2 separate regions of the Homo sapiens genome follow, and region 2 is linked to region 1. A link is an interaction called in ENCODE POLR2A ChIA-PET data of the cell type or tissue named here. Cell type or tissue: MCF 10A. All regions are shown on one strand.

What was found. Peaks named below come from ENCODE experiments on the same cell type or tissue, not always from the same donor. Only the 100,000 strongest peaks of a DNase experiment are listed, where the experiment ranks them.
Region 2: POLR2A ChIA-PET joins it to region 1 with 6 read pairs; 2 of 35 experiments call an interaction of 5 or more read pairs at or near these places.

Annotation. Positions count from the first base shown.
Region 1 is chr19:46,064,570-46,072,569 of GRCh38, forward strand. It overlaps a transcript of IGFL4 not described here. Among named protein-coding and RNA genes, the nearest start is that of IGFL4, 28 kb to the left of the region's middle. In MCF 10A, no CTCF peak of the experiment used is centred here; DNase peaks (open chromatin) are centred at 1,132, 4,182, 5,372 and 5,692.
Region 2 is chr19:45,951,553-45,959,552 of GRCh38, forward strand. It overlaps NOVA2 (NOVA alternative splicing regulator 2), which reads right to left. Exons shown (of 4, transcript NM_002516.4): 3 at 2,228-2,394. Among named protein-coding and RNA genes, the nearest start is that of NOVA2, 18 kb to the right of the region's middle. RefSeq lists an enhancer at 983-1,930. In MCF 10A, no CTCF peak of the experiment used is centred here; DNase peaks (open chromatin) are centred at 1,209 and 4,609.

The DNA of each region.
Region 1 (8,000 bases):
GGTGATGTTTGTCTTTCTGTGTCTGGCTTATTTCACTTGGTATGACCGCCAGTTCTATCCATGTTGTTGCAAATGGCAGGATCTCATTCCTTTTTATGACTAAATAGTACTCCATTTTGTGTAAGTACCCCATAGATACTTAGGTTGTTTCCAAATTTTGGCTATTATGAACAGTGCTACAACAAATATGGAAGTGCAGGTATCTCTTCAATATATTAACTTCCTTTCTTTTGGGTATATATCCAGCAGTAGGATCATATGGTAGCTCTATTTTTAGTTTTTTGAGGAATCTTCAAACCGTTTTCCACAGAGGTTGCATTAATTTACATTCCTACCAACAGTGTATGAGGGTTCCCTTTTCTCCACATCCCTGCCAGCACTTGTTATTGCCTGTCTTAAGGATATAAACCATTTTAACTGGGGTGAGATGATATCTCATTGCAGTTTTGATTAGCATTTCTCTGAAGATCAATGATATTGAACACCTTTTCATATGCCTGTTTGCCATTTGTATGTCTTCTTTTGATATATGTCTATTCAGATCTTTCACCGATTCTTTTGATCAGATTATTATATTTTTTTCCTATAGAGTTGTTTGAGCTCCTTAGGTATTGTGGTTACTAATTTTTCTTTTCTTTTCTTTTTTTACTAATTTTTCATCATATGGGTTTGCAAATATTTTTCTTATTCTGTGTGTTGTCTCTTCACTTCATTGATTGTTTCCTTTGCTGTGCAGAAGCTTTTCTTTTCTTTTCTTTTCTTTTCTTTTTTGAGAGGGAGTCTCGCTCTGTCGCCCAGGCTGGAGTGCAGCGGCGTGATCTCACTCACTGCAACCTCTGCGTCCTGTGTTCAAGTGATTCTCCCAAGTAGCTGGAAATACAGGTGCATGGCACCATGCCCAGCTAATTTTTGTATTTTTAGTAGAGACGGGGTTTCAACGTGTTGGCCAGGCTGGTCTCAATCTCTTGACCTTGTGATCTGCCTGCCTTGGCCTCCCAAAGTGCTAGGATTACAGGCCTGAGCCACCGCGCCTGGCTGGCATTTATTTATTGGGTGCTGCTACAGATCCCTCTGCAGATATTAAGCAAATGTGCTGAAAGCCTTTCCAAGAAAGAATGAGTCAGATTCCAATCCGGGCCTTAGCCCCAGGATATTGTCCACAGAAATGTGGAGCACAATGATTACGCCTCTTTCTCACTTAGGGGATTTTCTGTAGAATCTGTTTCTCTCCAGTTCTTGCCCTATATTGATATATTTCTCAGGGCTGCTCTCTAGAGGGTAAAATGTGATGTGTCAGAAGATCCATGGAAGCAGCCAGGAACCAGTTGCTAGGAGTTTGGAAAAAAATCCTGGGAGCAGGCAGAGGGTATGTGGGTTTGAATGTCAAAACGGCCATGAAGCAAAGTAAGTGAGAACCAAAGAATCCCATCAAAGTAGCCCCTGAGAGACCCTTAAGGCTGAAAGTGGAACTTAGCTCAGCATGGCCCTCTCAGCCAGGTGATTTTTTCTCTTGATTTCTGGTGAAGCGTGAGCTTGTAAAGCCACAGGGAGCCAGCACCTACCATCTTCTTGAAAGCCTGATGCCAAAGATCTTTAAACATCTTGACACCATATATCAAGGAATCCAGCTGCCAGATAAAATACAAGACTTCTAGTTAAGTTTGAATTTCAGATGAGCAACAAAGAAATATTTAGTGTAAGTATGTCCCAAGTGTTACCCAAAACATACTAAAATGTTTAAATTATCTGAATGTCAAATTTAAGTGGGCATTCTTATGTTTTTATTTGCTAAACTGGCAACCATAACTAGGAACACCCAACTCCCAGCATCCATGAAAGCTCTCTCTACTTTCCTGCAGACTCAAAGCCAAAGAAGTACCAATACTTCTTCAGGGACCAGTGTATTAAGCCACTTTTGCATTGCTATAAGGAAATACCCAAGGCTAGGTAATTTACAGAGAAAAGACGCTTATTTGGCTCATGCTTCTTCAGGCTATATAGGAAGCATGGTGCTGGCATCTGGTTGGCTTCTGGTGAGGCCTCAGTGACCTGTTACTCATGGCAGAATGTGAAGCAGGAGCAAGCATGTCACATGGCTAGAGTGGGAATGAGACTGAGAGGAAGTGTCACACATTTTTAAATGACCAGATCTTGCAAGAACCCACTATTGTGAGGACAGCACCAAGCTATGAGGGATCTTCCCCATGACCCAAACACCTCCTGCCAGGCCCCACCTCCAATACTGGTGATTATATTTCAACATGAGATTTGGAGAGGACATTCAACCTATATCAACCATTTAAATTTAAAGTTGAGGAATGAAAACATTTAAGAGCAAGTAAGCATGAATTATGTTCACCCAATCGTACTCCTAAAACCATCTCAGCTCCTCTCCTTCAGCCAAGGGCATGTCCTCATGTCCAATCTGGTTCTCACTGGAGAGATTTGGGAGTGGGAACTCTGCAATCTTGCTGTGGTCAATAAAAGAACCTCCCAGAGGCTCACAGGGGCTTCAAGCTTCAATCGTAGTCCCCATTTCAGATCCTCTGACACTCTCCCATCCACTCTCCTTGTGCCTGCTTCAAAGCCACAGCAAACAGAAGCCAAACCTTTAGTAAGGATGATCCCAATCTCAATTCCAACCCCAGCCCCAGCATATCCACCTTTGCCTATACCTAACACTACTATCTGGACATCCGCTTTCAGCCCAGGCCCTCGCTGTTTTCCTCATTGCCTCTGTGGCACCTCAGTCCCAGTTTGCCCTCCACCCATCCAGGAAGCTCACTCCCTTCCCTGGATTCTCATCTTGGCTCTTTTATGAGCTTCCTTGCATGCCTTCACCTTCCTGGGTTCCAGAGAGCCCAAGACCAGCTCCCAGGAATAGTGCCCCTACCCCGATGAGCCTGATCCCAGAAGAATTAGCCCCAAAGTAATGCTGAGCTTTAGCCAGAACAAAAGCTAGCCTAGAAAATTCCCCAGGCAGGAAACAGATGACTGCACATAAGTCTCATTGCCGACCCCATTCGTTTCCCACAGGGGCTTGTCTGCATCCTCATCCACGTGTGCTCAGGCTCAGAGTGAGTTTCAGGTGAGGAAAGAGTGATGAACAAGCAGAATGGAGGAGGAATTTGTGGGGTTGCAGGATGGGGCTCTGACAGGGCCCCAGGTTGGCAGCCAGGTTTGTTTCTCTCTGGGACCCACATCTGATCTATCCCTCAGGAAAGAGTCAGTCAGCCAGCCCCCAGGTGTGGAAACCAGATCTGTGACATCATGGAGAACTGCTCCATGGATAAGCCCATGAGTAAGCCCTAGTGCCATTTACCCAGGTGTGGATTCACCTGCTCCTATGCTCCACTTCCAGCAATGATGACAAACATTCTTTGGTCCCTTGGATCAAAAGACTTTGAGTCAAAAGGTTTCAGGTGTGAACTCTGACTGCACCTTCCCCCATAATCAAAGAAGGATCCAGGTAGGAATCCCTGCCATGCTCCAGGCTGAAGCGGGGAGAGAGCAGCAGAAAAGGAATTTCAATAACTGGGTCCTCCCAAGAGGGGACCCTGCTCTGTTCTCCATCTCTCCACCTTTTGTCACAGATGCTCTTCAACCAATTCCGCCACCATGTGTCACCATGTGTCTCTGAACACAAATCTTAAACAATCTCTTTATCTCTCCAGATGAAGAAAGACCCACCAGGGCAGACAGAGCTGATGTTTCCTTGCAGTGGCTTAGACAGTAATCTGAGGTCCTGGGATACAGGGTACATTAAGATATTAAAGACCTCGAGCTCTGAGTGTCGAATCTCATCATGATGGAATCCAACATAAAACAAGACTGAATGCAAACATGATGCTTAATTGTGTGCGGAATTGAAAAAAATAGTTCTCAATTTTTTTGCTTGCAAATTGTGGGATACGTTTACCAGATTTGAACTTTTCCCTTATTTGTCATCCCGCTTTGTTGATTCTGTAACCAGGGGCTTGGGATTCATTTTGGGGATCCCAAAGCCCTTGTTTGTTGAAGGGTTTCAAAGTCTGGTAGGAGGGTGGTGCACACACAGATAGAATTGTTCATCTGTGGGCGGCCTCTGACTCCCTCCCTGGGTAGGCCTCCAGGCCCAATCCTTCCTTCTGAGGAACCGCCGGGAAAGACTTTGATCAAAACAATTAAATGCATTGGGAGCTCAGTCTGAGGCAATTATGTGGTTTCATAGAGGAAGAGGTAGAGATGACTCAGGCATTTCTGGCCCCATGTCAGCCTCAGGGCAATCACATTCGGGATTTTGCAAAAGACACATTCACTCTGAGCACTGGAGACCTACATCTCTTTGTCCAGTTGACTTAAGTTCTCACCAAGTGAATATCTTCATGCTAAAGACAGTTTCATTTGTGATTAGGGACAGGAGAGCATGTTTCCCCTCGGTCCTCTGATTCTGACTGGAGGGGCAGTGCTGAGTTCTGGATCGGGGCTGCTGGCAGTACGTGGGAAAGCTGTCCTATCAGTACTGTATAGAACAGGTGGTCAGAGAAAATGCCTCCCTGGAAAACCTTTTCACATGGTTGAATGTCCCCAGACATGAGAGGGAGTGGAGGACTTTGTTCTAGAGCCCACCTCAGAGGCCAGGCACTGCCAATGCCATGAGCAAAATCTTCCACCTCTTTCCCCCAATTTTCTCTCCATCTGGATTCTGTGTTGCTGAGGTCATTTGCTCTGTCTCTTCCTACCCTCTGTATTCTTCTCTCTCATCTGACTGACTTTTCTCACTCAATTTTCAAATATCACCTAAAATAATAATACAGATAAGAAACAAATGTATTCTAATGAAAATGTTCAGTCTGAGAAGTAAAGATTACATGGTGAGCATTGATAATTTTTATCATGCTTCCTACCCTCCCCAAAGGTAACTGCATTTAAGATGTAGTGTTTGTATTTTTCCATAAATTCTGTATAGTTGAATACATATAAGTCTACATATATGCCACACTTTTCCCTTCTTATAAATAAGATATCATACATCCCCCCCTTGAAGCCCTAAAAGCCCACAGATCACAGATAATTCTCATGGCTGCCTAGATTTCTATTTTATGGATAAATTGTAATTTATTTCATTTGTCTTCTTTTTGAAAATTATGTAGGTTGTTTGCAATATTTCAGCCTTACCCTAAAAATTCTGCAACAAATATTCTTGTATGTACATATTTGGGCACTTTAATTAGAGTGTTTAGTCAACAGCAATAGATGTGAAAATTCTGAAGCAAATTGTGTAAGATGCTCTGAGCCATATGCATAGGGAAAAATCTAAACAATAGATTAGACTAAAGCAATAAACATGAATGAACAGGTTCAGGGTTTCAGTTTTAAGAATTGAAACATATTTTGAATGGCAGCCAGTAAAATGCACTGACTCCAAACACTTCAAACAAGACATTCCTGTTATCAGGAAGGTTAGGAGGGTAACGCTTGTTTTGTTCACTAAGCTGGGTGGACTCATGATTACTGAAGCAATACTCATTTCTGCTTTAGTCTCCTATGTTTGCATCCCATGAAGCTCAAATACGAATTGAAGCAAATCTCTAAGATTTTTTTTTTTTTGCCTTATCTCCTAAAACTTGAGGAATGCATGTGTTCTTAGTGATTCACATCCACGGGACAAAAACTCAAGGAGAAATAAGAGCTGACGTCATGCAAGTCTTGGCTGCTTTTGTTACTATACATTTTCTCTGAGAGTCCAACAGACTTCGGGCTGGAACTTGGCACTGGAGACTCATGTTCGGAATCATAGGGGAACATCTGGCTGTTAATCACTTGCACAATTTAGAACATTTCCTTTACATTGGCTTTAAATTCTAGCCCTTATTTCATTTTGTAGTCTTATTTTCTTTCTTCTGCATGCTCACAATACCAAGCATTAAATGTATTTTAATAACTAAAAAAAAAAAGGAATTTTATTTCTGGTGGTGTTACTAATGGTTGTGTGATTGTGCAGAGTCCAGAAAGCTGCTGACTTAACTACCCATCACCCAGCTCAAAACGCCCAATCCCCTCTTAGGTGAAAAGTGATGACCATACAGATATTTAAAGGAGAAGCACCCTCACTTACAACATCAGAGGGTCAAATCTACAGGCTCATCAGCTGTCCTACATTTTGTCAAAATAAAGCTCCTCTCAAACATGGAGGCACATCGGCAGTTCATGGAGCCAGAAGTACCTACTTCACCCTCTCTCTTACATGGGTGGGCCTGAAGTACTCCTTATCAGGGCATCTGGACTCTATTTTGGGTGTGTGCAAAGTGTTTTGAAGGGTTTTTCTTGGTCGATGTTTTGTATTTGGGGGAAAAATTAATCATCCTCAAATTGAATCGCCTAATCACCAGGTGACCCCAGGTGATGGCATGGCACCATACTCTCCAGAGGTCTGCGATATTTGCCCAGTGGAGTACAGCTCCCAACAAGCCTGCGGTCCTCCATTCATGATGCTCTCTAGAATCCCAAGATGGCGTTTGTTTGCCTGCATGGGATTCACCTTCCATGACTCTCAGGAATCAGGAACTCAAAAGACATGATCCTGTTTTTTTTTTTTTCTTTTTTTCTCTGCCTATGTGTATCAGCTCAGCCAACCTCCTCAATGTGCTTTCCCTCACGCCAGCGGCACACCAGCAAGTCAGCAAAGTTCAGGGGCTCAGTATGCACTGAATGAGGACACAAGTCTTATTTGCCTCTCCCTTGACTATGTTGGGGGTAAGGAGAAGACACAGCCTCTCTGCAAGCACAATACTCTTCCCTGAAAGGCCACCCTCTTTCTGGTTTCCAGTACTCCTCTTATATCACTAGTATCACTAGTTGGTTCTGCTTCTCTCCCATCCAGGGATCTGGAGAAGTTTCATATCAAATAAACATAAACACACGAATAAATGGGTGTGGTCCTGGAACCAAATAAATAATCTTCATTGAAGTGGGGATGGGGAGGTGTAAGACAAAGACAGTAGTGACTTGCATTAGACAGGAGGTAGTGTGAAACCACGACTCCTGAAACTGTAAGCCTGGTCTGCTGATCATGGACACCAGCAGAATGAATTCATAAGTTCAAGTGGTGGAATAATATTTTTACAGAGGTAAAAGAAAATAACAGCCAACAAAGACCTTTCTAAAATAGCCTTCAAAAATGGTAAGGAGGTTGGGCACGGTGGCTCACGCCCGTAATCCCAACACTTTGAGAGGCCAAGACAGGTGGATCACATGAGTCCAGGAGTTTGAGACCAGCAACTCCTGGGCAACATGGTGAAACTCCATCTCTACAAAATAAAAAATTAGCCAGGCATGGTGGCACATGCCTGTAGTCCCAGCTACTCGGGAGTCTGAGGTGGGAGGATGGCTTGAACTTGGAAGGCAGAGGTTGCAGTGAGCTGAGATGACACCACTGCATTCTAGCCTGGGCTACAGAGTGAGACCCTGTCTCAAAACAGAAAAAAATGAAGCTGAGGATTCTCCAACTTACAGCCATTAAGGGCAGTGACTTCAACGAGACTACTTTTCCTGCTATTGACAACAGTAAAACTGGATGAACCAAATGAGGCCACTGTTTTCAGGTGGTGAACGAAGACAGGATAAAATATCAATCTCTGAAAGTAAAGTCACAGAGTGAACACCTGGATATTTGGACTCTGCCTGGGGACAGTTTCCCAACGGAAGTGCAAGTAGCAAGGATCTGAGTATAGCACAGCAGTTCCGCAGAACTAAGGTTCTGGATGGCTTGATGGAACTGGAATCCCTTAGGTGTGGCATCAGTGAAGAAGTGCGAGCCCCCCAAATCCACGTGGGGTCCACCAAAGTTCCTGGATGAAGACTGGTCTGCACATGCACATTCTAGACCACCCAAAGCTTAGCAGAGAGGTAAGTCTTAAGAAGTATTTGTCTCATTTATACCCATGGGATTTTAATCAATGGAGGTAATGACAGGGAGATGCCAATGCCATTGAAATATGTTTAATGTCACTCACAGTTTC
Region 2 (8,000 bases), 110 kb before region 1:
GGTTGCAGTGAGCTGAGACCAGGCCATTGTACTCCATCCTGGGCAACAAGAGCAAAACTCCGTTTCAAAAAAAAAAAAAAGAAAAGAAAAAAAAATTAGCCAGGCGTGGTCGTGTTCACCTGTAGTCCCAGCTATTCAGTGGGCTGAGGTGGGAGGATCGCTTGAGCCTGGGATGTCGAGGCTCCAGTGAGCCTAGATCATACCACTGCACTCCAGCCTGGGTGACAGAGTGTGACTCTGCCTCAGACTAATATATATTAAATAATAATAATAATAAAGCATTTTAAAGTCAGTTGATCTAAAAAATTTATGGCTTCTTTTGAAAAATTTGGAAGATGTGGTAGCACTATGTTCATGTTCCCAAAGTGCAATAATTCGGTGGATTTGAGTGGCAGCTTCTCCCTTTAAAGATGGCATACCCTCTCCAGAGAGCAACAACCCTCAAGGCTTTTGTTACCTTTTTCAATACTTTAGTTATTTAATTTATAATCCCTGGTTTGGCCCAGCTGCTGCACTGTAATAAAAGAGAAACTGAGGTCTACAGAAGGAAAGGGGCTCTGAGTAACACTGCAAGTCCAAGGCAGAAAAGAAGTAGACCTGTTTCCTGACTCAAAAATCCCATAATAACAACAGAGAACATTTTTGGGGCTAACTTTCTATGCATTATACACATAAGCTATGTGCTTTTCAAACATCAACGAACACTAACCATCACCCTTAAGGAGGCATCATAATGAATCTCATTTTACAGGTGAGAAAAATGAGGATTGGAGAAATCAAAGTCACTTGCTCAAGGTCACATAGGACGTAAGTACTGTACGGAGAAGGATTCAACTAAACAACAGAGCCCAGAGCCTGAGTTTTCAGCTATGATCTCCCTCAGTCTTTGGAACACTCGAGTAATAAGGCAGGGAATAAATCCTGGTTCTATAACCTTTCGACTCCACTGTCTCAGAGCTCCTGTGGATTAGGGGGAGGGGGTAGAAGGCTCAGGCACAGATGGTGCTGACCCCATTTTCCTTGCAACATTCACAAACTCCTGATGAACCCTGAGTCCCTTGTGGCCACGACCAAGGCGGAGGGAAGAGGCAATGCCCTCGCCTCCCTGTAAACTGTGAATAACTTGTGCGCTGCTGGTGGGAAGGGATTCGGGAGAAACCTGGCGGGGAGCGAGGAGCTTCAGCACCAAGGACAGCGTCCGCGCTACACGCCCCAAGCCCTGCGGTCTTTTTTGGGAGCGCTCCACCCTGCAGCTCTCCTCCAGGCTTCTCCGCCCACCATTTCCCCATGAGCTTAGGGGAACTCAGGCCTGTGCTCTGCCCCACCTCAGGGCAACGACAGGACCCAAGAATTCCAGATTTTACGGACTCCCTCTCTCCTGTCTTTGCCTCTAGGTAGACGTTAACGAGCCCTCGCAAGGGGCCCTCCCGTCAGCCCAGGGGTTCTCGCCCCATTGCACGGAGTACGCATGCATAGGGGAGTGGGGACGGGAGAGAAAACGGGAGCCAGCCCCGCGTTTCCGTTCCCTTACGCACTTCCGGGTCCGGACAGCGCTGCCTGCAGCTTTGAGGGGAGCCCACCTGCCCCGTGAGCGCCGTCGTCATGGCAACCGGACAGGCCCGGGAAGCGATTGGCCACTCCCTGCCACGCCCCTATGCCACTGCTTCCCCGTAACTGAGGCAACGGAGGGGCGCTGCCTTCCCCCTTCCATTCCTTCCTGGAGAGGGCTGTGTAGGAGAGGGACCCACCTCTTCTCTCGCTAATGAAACACCACCTCTACCCCCATACGTTAATTATGGAGGGAAGGAGGATGAGAGGCCATTTGTAAACTCTTCTGGATGTGGCTGAACTGTCACTGAGGTCACTTCCGGTGATAGCAGGAAGTGGGAGGCAGGTCGTTCAGAGAGACAATGGGATGAGGTGGAAGAGAGAAGAGGAACTAGAGAATCCTAGGAAGAAAGGATCGAACAATAGGGAATCATGCCACATTCTCCCAGACCTTCACTCCCTCTCTGAATCAAGCCCACTCTAAATGTTCTGGAGTCCTTTCTATTCTATTAGAGCTGACTCCCTAAAAATAATACTAACCACTACCATGTGGTCTTTGACTGATGAGATTTTTATCAGCTTTGTCCCATTGAACCTCACAGTAAGCAGTGATGTGGGAGGAATGTTTCTTTGTGAATGTCAACAGCTTTACAGCAACCCAGTCTCTGCCCCAGCTGACCTGCTTGGCTCTGTCGGGGTTCATCGTGGTTTGGGGTTGAAGGATGTTGACCACCTCAGGCTTGGTCATCGCTTGTGGGATTTCTCGGACCTTCTCGGCAATAAAGCTGTGCACAGCATTCAAGGCCTCTGCCGTGCCCTGTACTAGGCATACCCGCTCTGTGGTTCCTGTTGAGCAAGGGAGAGAGAGGGCACACTCATGAGACAGGAATGGGAACATTCCTGAGAGACAGGCCCCATTTAATGGAAGAGGCAAGCTGAGGTCCAGAGAGTGGACCTGACTGATCACACGGTGAGCCTGGGGGAGCGGGCATGGGCTGGCAGGCCATGATGGGCAGCTGGGAGAATGAGTGCCATCCTGTTTTATAATCTGCACTTCATCTCCCTCCCCTAAAACAACCTCTAGGGATGGAAGAATGATGCTTAAATGTTTTGCGATGCCCACAGCAGCCCTGGGCAGGGGAGACAGGGCTCAGCTGCCTCTTCTCAGTTCTTGCGGTTCCCTGGTTGCTTTGGCAACCATTCACTCACTCCGCCCCCCTCCCCTTCTGGAAGCAGAGAGCTCAGGCCTGCAACGGTTGCCACAGTAACTGGAACCCCCTTATCGGTCTGGCTGGCCGGGTCCTCAGCCCACCCCCAGGGGGACGAGGGACGAGGCCCTGTTGTCATGGCAACCCCTGAAAGCCTGCAGCGTTGGCCTCTGGGCTTTTTGGAGAGGATGGGGGAAGAGCTGGGGGATGGGGGAGGCAGAGGAGAGGCCTGAGTGCCTGTCTGAACCCACCAGATGGAGGGCTGAGGGGTGGGGGAGGGCAGGGGTGTGGACAGGGGAGAGCAGGGTGGGTCAAAGACTGCTCATGGAGGAGTGAGGACCAAGGAACTGGGGAGGGAGGGTCTTTCCTGGAGATTCTCCAGATACTGGCTGTGGCTCTGTCCTGGGCATCCTTCTCATTTCTGCATGAGAGTGTTAGGGAGTGGGGGCACGGGGGAGAGAGAAACTGGGGGGTATTGGGATATGTGTGTGAAAGAGATTCTGGGTGACACTGTGACCAGTGTGTGTGTCTGCGAGGCTGGTGAGTGGTGTGTGTGTGTGTGTGTGTGTGTGTGTGTGTGTGTGTACTTGAGCAGGACTAGCTAGATGATCCTAATCTGTGTTTGTAGAAGATAAAGTGCAGAGACTGCCTTATGAACAGACTATGTGACACAGTGATTCCGGTGAAGATGTTCGTGCGTGCCCTTGTGTGTGGGACAGACTTTGGTGTCGCTTTGATGATGAAGGTTATGTAGACTCTTTGTGAGACAGAGCTGAGTGTATGTGAGAGTTTGAGAGAAAGAAACAAAAGAATCTCACAAAGTGGGATAGAGGCTACACAATGAATATATACCACTTTGAGACTGGATGGCAGTGTATGTGTCTGCATTTGTGTGTGTACGTGTGTTTGTGAAAGTGAAAGAGAGACACACTTCTGGATGTTTCTGAGACTATTTGGATGACCAGTGTGAATATACACATATGTACAGGAGACAGGAAAGACCCTATGACCAGTGTGTGTGAACCTGAGAAGGAGAGACAGACAGGTAGACTCAGGTGTCAGTTTGTAGGACTTTTTGGATGACTGGTGTGTTTGTGTATGTGTGTGTCTGAACATGTGAATTACAGCGAGACAAAGAAAACTTGACTGGTCAGTGTGAGAATGTGCGTGCCTGGGTGAGCCGGGATGTGTGTGATGCGTGGAGTGTGAGTGTGTCTCTCTCTCTTTGAAGGGGATTCTGCCCCTGAGAATGTAAAAGGTCTTGAGTGTGGCCGGGTGCGGTGGCTCACGCTTGAAACCCCAGCACTTTGGGAGGCCGAGGTGGGCAGATCATGAGGTCAAGAGATCGAGACCATCCTGGGCAACATGGTGAAACCCTGTTTCTACTAAAAATACAAGAATTAGCTGGGCGTGGTGGCACGCACCTGTAGTCCCAGCTACACGGGAGGCTGAGACAGGAGAATCGCTTGAACCTGGGAGGCGGAGGTTGCAGTGAGCCGAGATCATGCTACTGCACTCCAGCCTGGCGGCAGAGCGGGACTCCGTCTCAAAAAAAAAACAAAAAAAAGAAAAAAAACAAAAAGTGTCTTGAGTGTGCACCAGGCACCGTGTGGCTGTGTACCTGTGTGTCTGGGATACCTGGGGTGTGTGTCAGTGTCCAGCAAGCACTTCAGTGCAGCACGCTGGTGACACGACCCTGACTCCTCAATTGCCATTTCCCAGTCTGGCAGGCCAGCCTCGCCATGTGTCTGGGCGTCACTGTCTGTGGGTCACTTGTGTAGCTGACATCCCCCACCCGCTTTGGGCCATGTTCCTCACTCTTACTACCCCCCCTTCCCCACCCCAGAACAATGGCTTGGTCTGAGCCAAGGGTGAGTCAGCCTGCAGTCTGCCTCCGTCTGGTGTAAATAGGAAAGGGTGTGGGTTGGGGTGGGAACTGGGGGGCGGGGTAGGGGGAGGTGGATGCCCCAGGAAGAGCTGGCCGAGGGTTTGCCTCTCTGTGAAGCTTCCTTCCAACTCAGGAAGTCTTTGACCTTCCATCCCCTTGTAGTTTTTACAAGGGGGCCCACAGGGGCTTTTGGGGAGGTTGGTTAAGCCCCACAAGAGTGTCTAATAATAGCTGACCCTTATACAACCCAAGCCTCAGGCACCATTCTAAGCACTTTTTTTTTTTTTCCCTGAGACAAGAGTCTCATTCTGTCGCCCAGGCTGGAGTGCAGCGGTGCGATCTCAGATCACGGCAACCTCTGCCTCCCAGTTCAAGTGATTCTCATGCCTAAGCCTCCTGAGTAGCTGGGATTACAGGCGTGTGCCACCACGCCCGTCTAAGTTTTGCATTTTTTGTAGAGATGGGATTTCACCATGCTGGCCAGTCTGGCCTCAAGTGATCCACCCGCCTTGGTCTCCCAAAGTGCTGGGATTACAGATGTGAGCCATCGCACCTGACCAAAGCACTTTATACATACGTGTTCACTTAATATATGAAGTAGGCAATATTATTATTGTCCCTGATTCCCTGCTAAGGACGCCGAGGCACAGAGAGGGCTCAAGATGTGTTCAAGTTCTCTTAGATGGTAGTGGATGTTCAGAGATTTGAACCCAGGTGTCTGGCTTCAGAGTCTGTGCATTCTGCTAAATTTGGGGTGCATGGAGTGATCAGCTCTATGTGTGTATCTTGGAGGGAGGCATAAAATGATGACAGTTTTATTTTTGTATTTTTGATATTAAAAAGAATATGAATGTATTAAGTAGTCATTCAAGAGTATGCACGTTGATAGAGGTATGTTATAAAACTATAAAAATGTTTTTTGAAGTGTGTGTGGTGGGACACAGTGGCTCATGCCTGCAATCCCATCACTTTAGGAGGCCAAGGTGGATGGAGGGCTTGAGCTCAGGAGTTCAGCCTGGGCAATATAGCGAGACCCCATCTCTACAAAAAAAAATATACAGGCCAGGTGCAGTGGCTCACGCCTGTAATCCCAGCACTTTGGGAGGCCGAGGCGGGTGGATCACCTGAGGTCTGGAGTCCGAGACCAGCCTGCTAACATGGTGAAACCCTGTCTCTACTGAAAATACAAAAAATTAGCTGGGCATGGTAATGGACGCCTGTGATCCCAGCTACTCGGGAGGCTGAGACAGGAGAATCGCTTGAACCTGGGAGGCGGAGGTTGCAGTGAGCCGAGATCTCACCACTGCACTCCAGCCTGGGCAACAACAGCGAATCTCTGTCTAAAAAAAAAAAAAAAAGTAGCTGGGCCTGGTGGTGCACACCTGTAGTTCCAGTTACTCAGGAGGCTGAGGTGGGAGAATCACCTGAGCCCAGGAGGTTGAGGTTGCAGCGAGCCACGATCGTGCCACTGCACTCCAGCCTGGGTAACAGAGGAAGACCCTGCCTCAATATAAATAAATAAATACAAAATAAAAAGTGTGTGTGTGTCTGTGCTTTTCTTCAGCAGTTAGGGTATAAAGCTTCAAGCAGATGTTCAACATCAGACGGTGTTTTAGAATCCCTAGGGTGGCCGGTCGCGGTGGCTCAAGCCTAGCACTTTGGGAGGCCGAGGCGGGTGGATCGCGAGGTCAGGAGATCAAGACCATCCTGGCCAATATGGTGAAACCCTGTCTCTACTAAAATACAAAAACATAAAAATAAAAAAATTAGTTGGGCATAGTGGCACATGCCTGTAGTCCCAGCTACTCGGGAGGCTGAGGCAGGGGACTCGCTTGGACCCAGGAGGCAGGGGTTGCAGTGAGCCGAGATCACGCCACTGCACTCCAGCCTGGTGACAGAGCAAGACTCCGTCTCAAAAAAAAAAAAAAAAAAAAATAGAATCCTCAGGGTGGATCTGGGCTGACGCAAGGGAGTCTGTGTGGCCCTTGCGCAGGTGCTTGCCTTTTTCTGCATTTCAGTTGCTCCATGTATGACCTGGATGGATTGAATCTAGGGCTTTGGGATCCACCACAAAGGAGGGGAGGTTGTGTGTTCTGCCCTTCTCTTGGAGTTAAGTGCCAGGTAGGTTTTTATTTCATGTAGTAGACACCCAAGTGCTGTGTGTGTGTGTGTGTGTGAGAGTGTGTGTGTGTGGGAGCATGTGTGTGAGTGGGGTGTGTGTGAGTGTGAATGAGTGTGAGAGCACGTGTGACAATGTGTGTGTAAGCGTGTGTGTGAGTGGGATGTGTGTGAATGAGTGTGAGTGTGTGTAAGCATGTGTGACAATGTGTGACAGTGTGTGTGACTGTGTGTAAGCGTGTGTGTGGGTGTGAGGGTGTGAGTGTGAATGAGTGTGTGTGAGCATGACAGTGTGCGTGTCAGCGTGTGTGAGTGTGAGCGTGTGAGACTGTGTGTGAGTGTGCATGTGAGAGTGTGAGTGTGTGTGCATGCTAACCTACTAGGCCCAGAGTGCCCTTTCAGTTTCTCCACTGTCATTTCTCACATGTTCTGTCTGCTTTGGCTACATTGACCAAACTGCTCAGCAGCCTCCGAGTATGCCATTTTGTCTTCCTGGGCACACTTCCCTGCACTTTACCTCGCTCATCCTTCCCTACTGCTCTGGTCGTCTCTTCCAGGAAGCTCTTCCTGACCTCCCTGGGCTGGGTCCTTTGTGCCACTTGGGCTCCAACTACCAACCTCTGGACTTCCTGTCCCAGCCCTGACCACTCTGGGTCATCACTGGTGTGACGTCTGCTTCCCTGACTGGGATGTGAGAACCAAGGAAGCAAGGCTGGGACATTTCAGCCACTGCTATTGTCCCCATTTCTGTCTGGCACCGGGCTGGCATAGAGGAAGTGCTCAGAGAATGTGTGTTGAATGAATGAGTGAATGAATGAATGACAGGGTGTCACGCCAGGAGTGGAGGGAAGTGTTTTTTGTCTCCTGCAGTAGCTTTTCCATTTTCCTACATTCCTGTGGGATGTAGGACTAGGATGTAGGGGGCTGTGTCCTGCTTCTCTGAGTCAGCAGCCGGCTCATGCTGTATGATCTGGAAGTTGCACGCCAGGAGTGGGGATGGGGGCTGACCACATGTCCAGGGGCTGAGGAGAGACGCTGGCTCCTGTTGCTTGTCTGAATACTGTTTGACCTGGTAGGACCAATGTCTGTCCCGCCTTCTGGGTTTCCCAGCTGCCTGGCCTGTGGGGTGTGTCAATGGGCTGGGAGGGGACGACATGTCTCGTGGCACAGAATGTGATCCAGGAGCAAGGAACCAAGTGTCCTCGGAGGAACATTCCGAACAGAGGTCTTATCCATAT